2 separate regions of the Homo sapiens genome follow, and region 1 is linked to region 2. A link is a loop called in an ENCODE intact Hi-C map of the cell type or tissue named here. Cell type or tissue: ovary. All regions are shown on one strand. Each heading gives the region's core, and the rest is flanking DNA. Links, peaks and the distances in the headings are about the cores only. Region 1 holds the start of RND1 (Rho family GTPase 1). Region 2 overlaps DDN (dendrin).

The links. Peaks named below come from ENCODE experiments on the same cell type or tissue, not always from the same donor. Only the 100,000 strongest peaks of a DNase experiment are listed, where the experiment ranks them.
Region 1: it touches region 2 in a loop (2.1-fold over the local background); 56 of 110 quality-filtered maps call a loop at or near these places.

Annotation. Positions count from the first base shown.
Region 1 is chr12:48,863,039-48,868,403 of GRCh38, forward strand. RND1 (Rho family GTPase 1) reads right to left here and starts at 2,832. Exons shown (of 5, transcript NM_014470.4): 1 at 2,610-2,832; 2 at 1,745-1,832. The coding sequence starts at 2,729. RefSeq lists enhancers at 2,646-2,765, 3,026-3,155. In ovary, for the core only: no CTCF peak of the experiment used is centred there; a DNase peak (open chromatin) is centred at 2,863; H3K4me3 peaks cover 1,155 bases.
Region 2 is chr12:48,992,893-48,998,257 of GRCh38, forward strand. It overlaps DDN (dendrin), which reads right to left. Exons shown (of 2, transcript NM_015086.2): 2 at 2,257-5,365. The coding sequence ends at 3,848. Among named protein-coding and RNA genes, the nearest start is that of DDN-AS1, 2.8 kb to the right of the region's middle. RefSeq lists enhancers at 2,574-2,868, 5,115-5,184 and silencers at 2,574-2,868, 4,075-4,464, 4,665-4,754, 5,305-5,365. In ovary, for the core only: CTCF peaks have their summits at 2,703 and 4,021 (motif pointing right); DNase peaks (open chromatin) are centred at 2,699 and 4,039; H3K4me3 peaks cover 575 bases.

The DNA.
Region 1 (5,365 bases), core at 211-5,210, 130 kb before region 2:
AGCCTCCTCCATCCCTTTCTGAGGTGGGGTCTTACCACTGCAGCACTGAGGAGCGGAAGCACTGCAGCACTGGGGAAGGGGGAGGGGAGGAGGCCTCCATTTTGGCTCCAAGCAATCCCCCTCCCCTAAGACTAGCAAGTAAATAATGGGAACAGGGTCAACCCTGAGCCCAACATTGGGAAACCCTATCCCACACACCATGGCCACTTCCTCCTTCCTTATGGGAACCTAATCTGAAAGAGGGAGTTTGAGAATAACTGACAGCCTTTATCCTTTCGGAAATTGGGGGTGGGGGTGTGACACAGGGAACAGAGACTACACTTGCTGATTTTCCATGATCTGGTTTGGGATTTGAGGGCTGCATTCTGACTGTCAAAGGAGGGAGGAGGTGGGGGGAGGGCGTTTGGGCGGTGGTAGTGAAAAGAGATGAGCTGCAGTAAGATTCTGGGAAGATTGGAAGGTGGGAGGGTACAGCAGATGAAAAACCAAAAATTATACATCATGCCATCAAGCTGCATTCTAGCCCAATCTTGCCAGCATAGCACAGCCCAGGAGAACCAGAACGCTGCCTCCCAAGCCCTGAAACTGCAACAGGGAAAAGCATACCAGATTGGGGAATTTTTGTTTGGGGAGGAAAGGCTCATTGTCTGTCTAACCATTCCCTAGCCCCAATCTTTTCAGACCTCAGAATTAGAGCATGGGAACAACAGCTGTTGAAGGAGCAGGACAGCATATTTATTATATGTAGCAGGAAACACCTAGTGATTTACGGTCCCTTTTTAAACTCAGCCTGAATATGCATTTTTGGGGAGGGGTGGATTTTATTTTCTTTCTCTTATTCCCGGCTTTTACTCCTTAATTATGACTCTGAGCCAGTCTATTGAAAAAGGTCTGGGGTAAAGAGATAATGGGAAGGGGTCAGAATCAAGGCAAAGGATAGCCTAGCACTAAGGGCTTGGGGCTGAGAGGCTGGAAAAACATTGTTTCTACATTCTAGAGAGACAGGGCATATTCTACCTCACCCCAGTAGAGGGAAAACAGTCAGAGCCAACCTCCCCTCTGCCCTGCCGGCCACTATTCACAACTGACTATGCCCTATATTAAGCCATCTCCCCCAACTTCCAAAACATCGATGATGCATTGCTTCATCCCCGAGCTGCAGCGGTGTGACGAGTGGGGCTGAGCTGCGGCAGGAGGACAGCAGTGGCCCAAGATGGAATGCAGGAGACAAAACTGAGTCTGAGCAACCTTTCCCCAAAGCAGACTTGTCTCTCCGCCCCAACCACGCTGCCTCCAGCAGCACTGCCTCTTGCCTCTTATTTGGCTTTGCTCTGGGGAAGTAAAAGGTGTGTGTGTGTGTGTGTGTGTGTGTGTGTGTGCGCGCGCGCGCGTGTGTGTGCATGTGTGTACGCGTGCATGTTGGGTGGTAGGGAATGGAAATGGAGAAGTCCTGTTTTACTGCCCACCCCCAGGACTATTCATGGGTCCCTTCACCTCACCATCCCAGCCCTCTAAAGGGTGGAACCAGACCCAGGGAAGAGAGTGGCTCCTGGGGTTCACCCACTCTGCACCCTTGGACCATGCAACTGAGTCCACCAACTGTCAGCCCTCCCCACAACTAATGAGTCTTCAGATCCTCTTTTTTCACTTCTCCCCACCAAAGGGGAAAACAATTTCTAAAAGACAGCAGCTACACAGCAGACCAGTAGGGGTGGGAAAGGGGTATTTGGAGCAGAATTCTTACCTGAGGTATCCCAGAGACTAAGCTCCACCCTCTGTTCCTCTGTCTCCAAACAGGCTGTGTAATTTTCGAACACGGTGGGCACATAGGTCTGTGAAAAGAGAGGAAACATTCACCCCATGCACCCCTACCCTCAGATCCCCTGGTTAGTGCTGGCTACACACGCACTCACCAGAGAGACAGTAAAGTCACAGGAGACAAGAAACCAGAGGAGATGCCTGGGGCAGGAGGGAAGGGACTGTGGAGGACCAGGCACTTTGCTCTGCAGCAGTGAGAAATGTGAATGACACCCCCCCACACCACCACACCAGGGGTAAGCCCCCCATATCCTAGGCGATCAGGGACACACACACACACAGATTCCTCCCATCCCCAGATTTGTGTTTCCCAATTTGAGAGAGCCACAGGCCAAAGCCAATCCTAGCTCATCTCCTCTCAAACCCCTCCCGGCCAGGTGAACAGAGGGGCTGCAGAAGCCTGCCTGAAGGCACAGGCATAGAGCCTTTGAGGAGCAGGTGAGCGGATAGGCAGGGATTACGTCAAGAAGAAACCCCAGACTTTCAAATGCCTCCAGTGCCCTCACCTGAGAGCAGACTCCAGGGACGCAGGAAGGTGGAGGGGATCTGATGGGTCCTCTGGGTGAAGAGGTGAGGAGGAGCCAGCGGGGCGGCAGAAGTGGAACAGGTCTCAGGGGAAGCTAAGGCAGGGCAGTCCTCCAGCCAAAAAGCAGCTGAGGATGGTAAAGCCTCAGAAAGCGGCTGAGGATGGGCTGGGGCTGGGGGAGCCACGTCTCCTGAGCAGGTGGAAATCTACCCCAAGGCGGGCAGGCAGGGAGAAAAGCCGGCCAGCGGGCGGGCGGGCAGCTCACCTCTGGATAGCAATCCTTCGCTAACACTTGCAACATCGCGGTCTTCCCACACTGCACGTCCCCGACCAGAACGAGCTTACATCTGGCCACGACTGGCTGGGGGGCCCGTCTCTCCTTCATGGTTGCAGTGTCCGCGGGACTTGAACTTCGATTCAGAAGGGAGGGTTGCGCCAGGTGCGTCTCAGCACGCCAATCAAGCCAGATTCCCTGCCTCCCTCCAACTGAGGAGGAGGCCGGCACAGCCGCCTTTTATTTTTCTGGCTGAGCCAATCACAAGAGGAGGCGGACTCTGTTACGCCCAATCCCTGAGGTGGGATTCCCTCCAGCAGCCAATGGATCTGAGGATCTGAGTCAGCGCCCCCTTCCTCCCTTCTCTTTCTCTTAAAGCTGCACCGTTGTTTCCCCCTGAAAGGGGATTCCCAGGTTGTTTTGCATTTGTATTAGGAAGTGGAAAGGGTACTGGAAGCAAAATGAAATGATCTGGAGTGTCTACCAATAAGTGTCAGAAAAACAAACTAGCTATGGAAGCAGGAAGTGAGGTCAGGCTGGAGTTGCAGGGACTGTCCCGGGTGGGTTACAAAAGCAGGACCTGCTTAGACTATAGACAGGTGTGTGTGTGTGTGTGTGTTTTGGAGGAGTAGGGGATGGGGGAGGTGGCCCAGAACTTCTCTGACATTTTTTTTCTTTTTTTTCCTTACATCTTTTGTTTTAAATAGAGACAGGGGTCTCACCATGTTATCCAGGCTGGTCTTGAACTTCTGGGCTCAAGCAATCCGCCTGTCTCAGCCTCCCAAAGTGCTGGGACTACAGACATGAGCCACAGCGCCTGGCCTGATGTCTGACTTTTTTGTTTTTTCTAATTCCCATCCAAACCAGTTCTTACTTCCCTTTATTTCCCCTCCCAATATCAGCTCCTGCTGTACCTCTTTTATTTATTTATTTATTTATTTATTTATTTATTTATTTATTTATTTATTTATTTTGAGATGGAGTTTCGCTCTTGTTGCCCAGGCTGGAGTGCAATGGCACGATCTCAGCTCACTGCAACCTCCATCTCCCGGATTCAAGCGATTCTCCTGCCTCAGCCTCCCGAGTAGCTGGGATTACAGGCATGCACCACCATGCCCAGCTAATGTTGTATTTTTAGTAGAGACGGGGTTTCTCCATGTTGGTCAGGCTGGTCTCGAACTCCCGACCTCAGGCGATCCGCCCGCCTTGGCCTCCCAAAGTGCTGGGATTATAGGCGTCAGCCACCGTGCCCGGCCTGTGCCCCTTTTAAAGCCTTCTCTTCTTCAAGAATCACCTTCACCACCAAAGACAGAGAGAGAGAAAGAGAAAGAGAAAACTTTCTAGAGTCATCCATAAAAAAAACACACAGCACCTGACCCAGTGATGGGCAGAGAGAAATGAGGGACTCTGGCAAGTGGGGGTGGGAGAGAGGAAGAAGACAAAGCAAACACAGTCACTGTTTGGCCAGACAGCCTCTCACCCATGCCTAGCAGAAGCTGCTTAGGGGTGTTTGTTCTGCGGCCTAGGCTCAGCTTCCTGGATGAATCAGGCACAGGTCCAGTTCCATGTTAACGCCCACTGAAACTGACGCACTAATGTGTGTCACCTGGTTAAAGTCCAGACTGGGCCCAGGATTTTGGGATTAGAAGCTGGAGGACAATCTAAGGTTGAGATGAACTACATAAATTTTTTTTTTTTTTTTTTTTGAGATGGAGTCTCGCTCTGTTACCCGGGCTGGAGTGCAGTGGCTTGATCTCAGTTCACTGCAACCTCTGCCTCCCGGGTTCAAGCAATTCTCCTGTCTCAGCCTCCCGAGTAGCTGAGACTACAGGCGCACGTCACCATGCCTGGCTAATTTTTGTATTTTCAGTAGAGACAGGGTTTCACCATATTGGTCAGGCTGGTCTCAAACTCCTGACCTTAAGTGATCCACCCACATCGGCCTCCCAAAGTGCTGGGATTACAGGCGTGAGCCACCGCGCCCAGCCGAGCTTCATAACTTCTTAACAGCCCTGACTGATGGGGCCCCTGTATTTTGGGGAGCCTCTACTAGACAGAACTATGGGCTGTCCACAGCTTAAATAAACCACTGATTGTCCAGGAATCAAGACCGTACAAATAAGGGCTCCTGGAGATTTGTGATTGAAGGAAGACCAACTTTGGGCAAAATTGAGAGTAGTCCCTTTCCCTTGTCAAGCCCAGTGTCTCCTGGGCCTTGTTTCATCTGAGCTTTACTTTTTTTTTTTTTTTATACAGAGTCTTGCTCTTTCACCCAGGCTGGAATGCAGTGCCACAATCTCGGCTCACTGCAAACTGTGCCCGCCGGGTTCAATCGATTCTCCTACCTCAGCCTCCCGAGTAGCTGGGATTACAGGTGCCTGCCACCACACCCAGCTAATTTTTGTATTTTGAGTAGAGATGGGGTTTCGCCATGTTGGCCAGGCTGGTCATAAACTCCTAACCTTAGGTGATCCACCTGCCTCGGCCTCCCAAAGTGCTGGGGTTACAGGCGTGAGCCACTGTGCCCCAGCCTGAGCTTTACTCTTAATTCACAGTTGTTGCTGCCCCACCCAGGGATAGTTTCCCTGTGATAAAGGATGCTTGAAAGCCTTTCACAGACCCAAAGGGACAGATCTCTAAGAATGAGATTTCTAGTGCCCACCACAGGCAGTAGGAGAGTGGATGTTGTTTTGAGAATACAGCCTAACCAGTGTTCCTCCAGTCAAACCTCGTCGTGGCTCTGGGGC
Region 2 (5,365 bases), core at 110-5,109:
CACCTCAGCCTCCTGAACAGCTGAGAGTGTTCAGGAGTGGGACTACAGGAGAGTGCCACCACACTCAGCTAATGAAAAGCACTTTTAATAACCTCAGTTTATAACTGAGGACACCAAGGCACAGAGAGGTTGAGTAACTTGCCCATACATAGCTAGTATGGGGTAGAAGCCCCAGAAACCATATGCTAAACACATTAGTCAAGTTGTTCAATTATGTTAGCAGTGTGGGTGAGCTTTTAGAAATTGGCTTCCTGTGTATTCAACCTCAAAGGGGCTCAGGCAGCATGGTAAAGCCCACCCTCATAGGGCCAGCCCTTCCACTGTTGCATACAGCTCACCTCCTCTACCAGTCCCAGAGCTCTAGAGCCCTTTGGTTGTAGAAAAATCTAGGCAGATGCTTTCATCACTGCCCTGGTCTTTCTCAACTTTCTTTCTTTTTTTTTTTGTTTTTTTTTTTTTGTTTGTTTGTTTGTTTAAGACAGAGTCTCACTTTGTCACCCAGGCTAGAGTGCAGTGGTGCGATCTCGGCTTGCTGCAACCTCCGCTTCCCAGGTTCAAGTGATTCTTGTACCTCGACCTCCCCAATAGCTGGGATCACAGGCATGCACCACTACACCCAGCTAATTTTTGTATTTTTAGTAGAGGTGGGGTTGGACCATGTTGGCCAGGCTTGTCCCCGTCTCAGGTGATCTGTTCACCTCAGCCTCCCAAAGTGCTGGGATTACAGGTGTGACCCACCACACCCCGCCCTTCCTCAACTTTCCCCTTCACCTGAAGTCCAGCCTCTTCCCAAGCCTGAAGGTCCAAGGCACATACTCCTCAGCTGGACCAGGCTTACCCCAATCTGGCCTCAATTTTCACTCTTGCCTTATCTTCTACAACTGCCATAAATGTACGCTCAACTGCAGGCAAATCAGACCATTGAGCAATTTCCTAAACATACCCTGCTTACCTGCATCCATGCCTCTATTTTGGCTGATCCCTCTACTTGAAATGCCTCTTCACCAAATTCTACCGCTGAGGTCATCTCCTCCCCTCCATGGAGCCTTCCCTTATCTCACAAAATCCATACGATCTCCCTTGTTTGACTCCTTGTAATACTTAACACATTGCTCACCTTCACCCCATTGTCAGAAAGGCCTTACTCATCCCTATCCTGTATCCAGCACAGTTTCTTGCTCCCAGTAGGTGCTCAGTACATGCTCATAGTTAGAATTGGTAGTAGGTAGATGGAATTGTAGGTGAAAGGGAGACAGGTCTCAATAACCTTTATTTGTTTGTTTTTTTTTGAGATGTGGTCTGGCTCTGTTGCCCAGGCTGGAGTGCAGAGGCCCAGTCTTGGCTAACTGCAACCTCCTCCTCCCAGGTTCAAGCAATTCAGCGATTCTTGTGCCTCAGCCTCCTGAGTAGCTAGAATTATAGGTGCACACCACCACACCTGGCTAACTTTTGTATTTTTGGTAGAGACAGAGTTTCACCATGTTGGAGGCTGGTCTGGAATTCCTGACCTCAAGGGCAGATCTCAGGAACCTTTGATCTCTGCCCAAGGTGACACTCCTCCAGCTAGAGCTAACTTGAAACCTGGCAGTCCGGGTTCCTGGAAGTCTCTGGGATGAATCTTCCTGGATAGCTCTGACCAGTGTCTTCCCTCCGGTTCAGAAACCCAAAGAGGACACCTTCCTCCACTGAACCAAGGCCAGCGGCCCAGCTCCTGTCAGATCGTCGCCACCCCCCACCGCAGGCGGTCCTGCCCCACTCCGAGTTCTGCCCAGAGTCCCTCTGGGTGCGGGCGGGAGTGAGGTCGAGATAATTGGAGACTAAAGCCATAAGTGGTTTGAGAGCGGGGTTGGGGACCTGAACGCTGAGCGGGAGTTGGAGTTGAGGGGTCTGGGTTGGAGTGGGAGCAGAGGCGGGCAGGGGGCCGGGGGCTGGGGGCCGGGGCAGGACCGGGCGACTGAGTCTGGGAGAAGCCCCCGCGCCCGCGGAGCCGGCAGCTAAATTTACCCCGGCTGACTCAGCCCTTGCCCGGAATGGGGGGTGGGGGGAGGGCGCCAGGGCAGTGGGAAGAGCCGACAGGGGTGGGCTGGGGGCAAGGAAGGGAGAGTCCCGGCTGGGGGAGAAAAGAGGTGGGCCAGGAGCTCCCAACGAAGAAAGCAGCCCCCTCCCCTCACACAGAGCGGGAAGTAGCAGAGGAGTCCCGGGGGAGGGCCACTGTGGGGAAAGGGTCAGTGAAAGGAAGACGATGCCAAGGCTGGATAAAGGGAAGCTTAGATTTATTGAGCGCCTACTGTGTGCCAGGCAGTGTGCAAGGCGCTTTACATACATTATCGCATTAAATCCTCACAACAACCCTGCGAGGTAGGTGTTTATAAACCCCCATTTGACAGATGAGGAAACTGAGGCTCAGGGAGGTGAAGTGATGTGGCCAAGTTCACATGGCTAATAAATGGCAGACAGAGGAGGTGTCCAAGGATCGGAGAGAAAAAAAAAAAGACTTCGGTGTCTGAGTCCCAAGCCGGCTGGGGTGGATGAGTACAAAGATGGGCCCGGCGGGCTCTAGAAGTCTGGGAGGCCGGAGGCCTGCTCCCGGCCCCGCACGGCTGGAGACTGCAAGGCGGGGGACCCGCGCTCGGGAACTAGGGATAGGATTGAGTGGCAGAGCCGGGATTAGCAACTGGGGAGATCCGCGACCTGCGCGCGCCCTGTAGTGGCTATAGAGAGTATCACACCCCACGCCTGCTGGCTTCTGGTGACCGGCCTCTTTCCTTGCCTGGCCGGTTTCTGGAAGAGGCCAAGATGGGAGAAATTCTCAGGATTTTTTCAGGTGGGCGATACCACCTGGGAGGGAGATCGTGGCCACGCCTCAGAGCATCACTAAGGAGCATCGGGGTGGAGGAAAAGGGGAAGGCCTAAAGAGGTCCCAAGCTGATTCATTGGTGTCCTTCCCTCCCCAGCTCAGACCACCACAGGCCAGGGTCAGTGACAGGGCCGCTATCTTGCCCTGCCTTGGGGAGCCCTCAACCAAACCTGGGAGACTGGGATAGGAGTGCCTCACTCCCTTACCTCTTCTGCAAGCCTTGGGCAGTCTCCTGAATTGATCATGACTTTGGGTGACACGGAGGCCGCCCAGAAACCCTCAAACTCTGTTCACTTATTCCCAATTCTCATTCTTGGCTTGTCGAGGGGAGGATGAGATAGAGTCCTTTCCAAAGATCTCAAAATGTCAGAGACGGAAGGATGGACCTTAGAATACCATCATTTTATATACCAGGAGGCCTGGAGGCCTGGAGAGGGAAAGTGACTGGCCTCAGTCAACCAGCAACTCAGTGGCAGAGTTGGGATTGAAATCCAAGACTTGTGACACCAAGGTGAGCCCTCCTTCTGCTTTGTTGGTTGTTGCTGGACCTATGCCTCTTCTCCCAAGAACCCCTCTGTCATCTGATCACTCTGTCACCAGGTCCAAAGCCTCTCCTTCACTTTTTCCCTCCTCCTCAGAGGCCCTACCCTACCCTGCCCTCCTATGGCTGCCACCATCCCTGCCCTCCTGCCTGATCCTGGTTAGGCCTCTCTGCTCAGCTCCACACCCAGTGCATCAGCCCCTGCGAAGAGCTCACCCTTGTGCCCTGAACATAACAGACATTAATTAAATCTGCTCATTCTCACCTCTCCTGAAACAAAATCATTAATGGGCATATGCTTCCCTTCCTTTCATTTATATTTCAAGGATGAGAACAGGTATGGGTAAAGATACAAGGAAAAGAGAAGCAAAGGAAGTCTGTGGGGAAGAATGGGGACCAGTGGACCCAAGGATGGATGCGTTGGGGACACAAATACAAGAAGGGGCCTCTCACTGCCTCTTCCTATTTCCCTGTTGGGTCCCTCTGATGTCCCTCACCCCGAAGAGGACCTCCTCGGTTTGGCTTATGACATCTAGGATCTCCCCGACACTGTCGCTCAGTTCCGCTGTCTTCCCATCTTCCTCTGGCGAACTGTTTCCAACCTCGGGCAGGGTCCTCTCATTCCGCCAGGAGGCGCCCGGGGCTTCTGTGTCGCTTCCATCAGAGGAGCCGCTATGGACGCTGAGCTCCTCAGCTTCGTCCGTGTCCGAGTCAGGGGCTGTGTGGCGGCGGATACGGGACACGGCTTCTCGCAGGGCCCCGGCGTAGGGCCCTGGGGTCCGCGCCCAGCCCCGGCCGGCGCGCCGCTGGACCACCGCCACTTCCGACCCCTCGGCTCTGCCCTGGGCTCCCGAAGCTGCTGGGCCTAAGGCTTGGTGCTCTGGGCTACCTGGCTGCGTGGGGGCGTCCCGCAGGTTTACTTCGGGGGCCGGGAGCCCCAAGATGCGGAAAGTGCGCTCCTCCAGTGTGGAGTCCCCCGGCCTCCCGCCCTCAGCTTCGCCCCCGCGGCCCCCGCCGGGCTGGTGTAAAAGGCGACTGCTCGACAGCCGCTTTTGACAAGGGGAAGGAAAGACCGTGGCCCCTTCACCCTCCTCCTTGCCGGGCTTCGATTGGCTGGGGGAATCCCCCACCACGCGTGTCACCCCAGAGGGCAAAAGCTGCACCTGCTGGGTTCGGGGGGTTGGAACATATTGGGATCGTATCACTACGCACGTGGCGTCAATGACAAAGACGCCTTCCCCACGGGACAGGCCCTGGGAACTGCGGGGCAAGGTGTGGGCACGGCGGGTCGCCTTCCAACCCTCCAGGGTCTCCGGTCCTGCCCCCTCTCCAAGACCCAGAGATTCTCTCCATCCGGTGCCTCCGGGAGCCCAGGGTCTGGGGAGTGTCTGGCTATGGCGGGGCGGCTGCTTTTTAGGGGAGGGAATCCAGCATTTGGGAAACCAGATCTGTTCTCCTTCTTTCCCTTCCCTCGAGCCCTTGAGGTGGTGCCTGGATCTGGGAGCGGGATGCGGGGCACAGGGAGCCGCAGTTGCAGACCCCGCAGGAGCTATCTCGGTGCCTGCGCTCCCTGTAGCTTTGGCTTGGGGATGGCTGTCGCTACCACTGTTCAGGTCAGCAGCAGCCAGCCCCAGGCTTTTCTCCACGACCCCCTTGCCGGGCTCTGGCCTTGCTCTGGCCGCTCCACAGCCTGGGGATCCCCCCAAGAGACCTTGCCCCTGTCGGAGACCCCAAGCCCCGAGGACGTCCCGGTAGATCCGAGGATCCAGCCTCTTCTTTGTGCGCCCTCCGTCTGTCCTGGCTGGAGTCGCAGCTGGGGCTGATGAAGTGGGCACCTGAGAGTTCCCGGGGCCTCTCTTAGTCCCCAAGGTCCTATGGGGGCCTTCGTAAGAAGGTGGAGCCACGTAGGGTGGCGGCCGGTCCCAGCGGCGTCGTGGGGCGGTCCCGGCAGAACCTCTCAGCAGCAG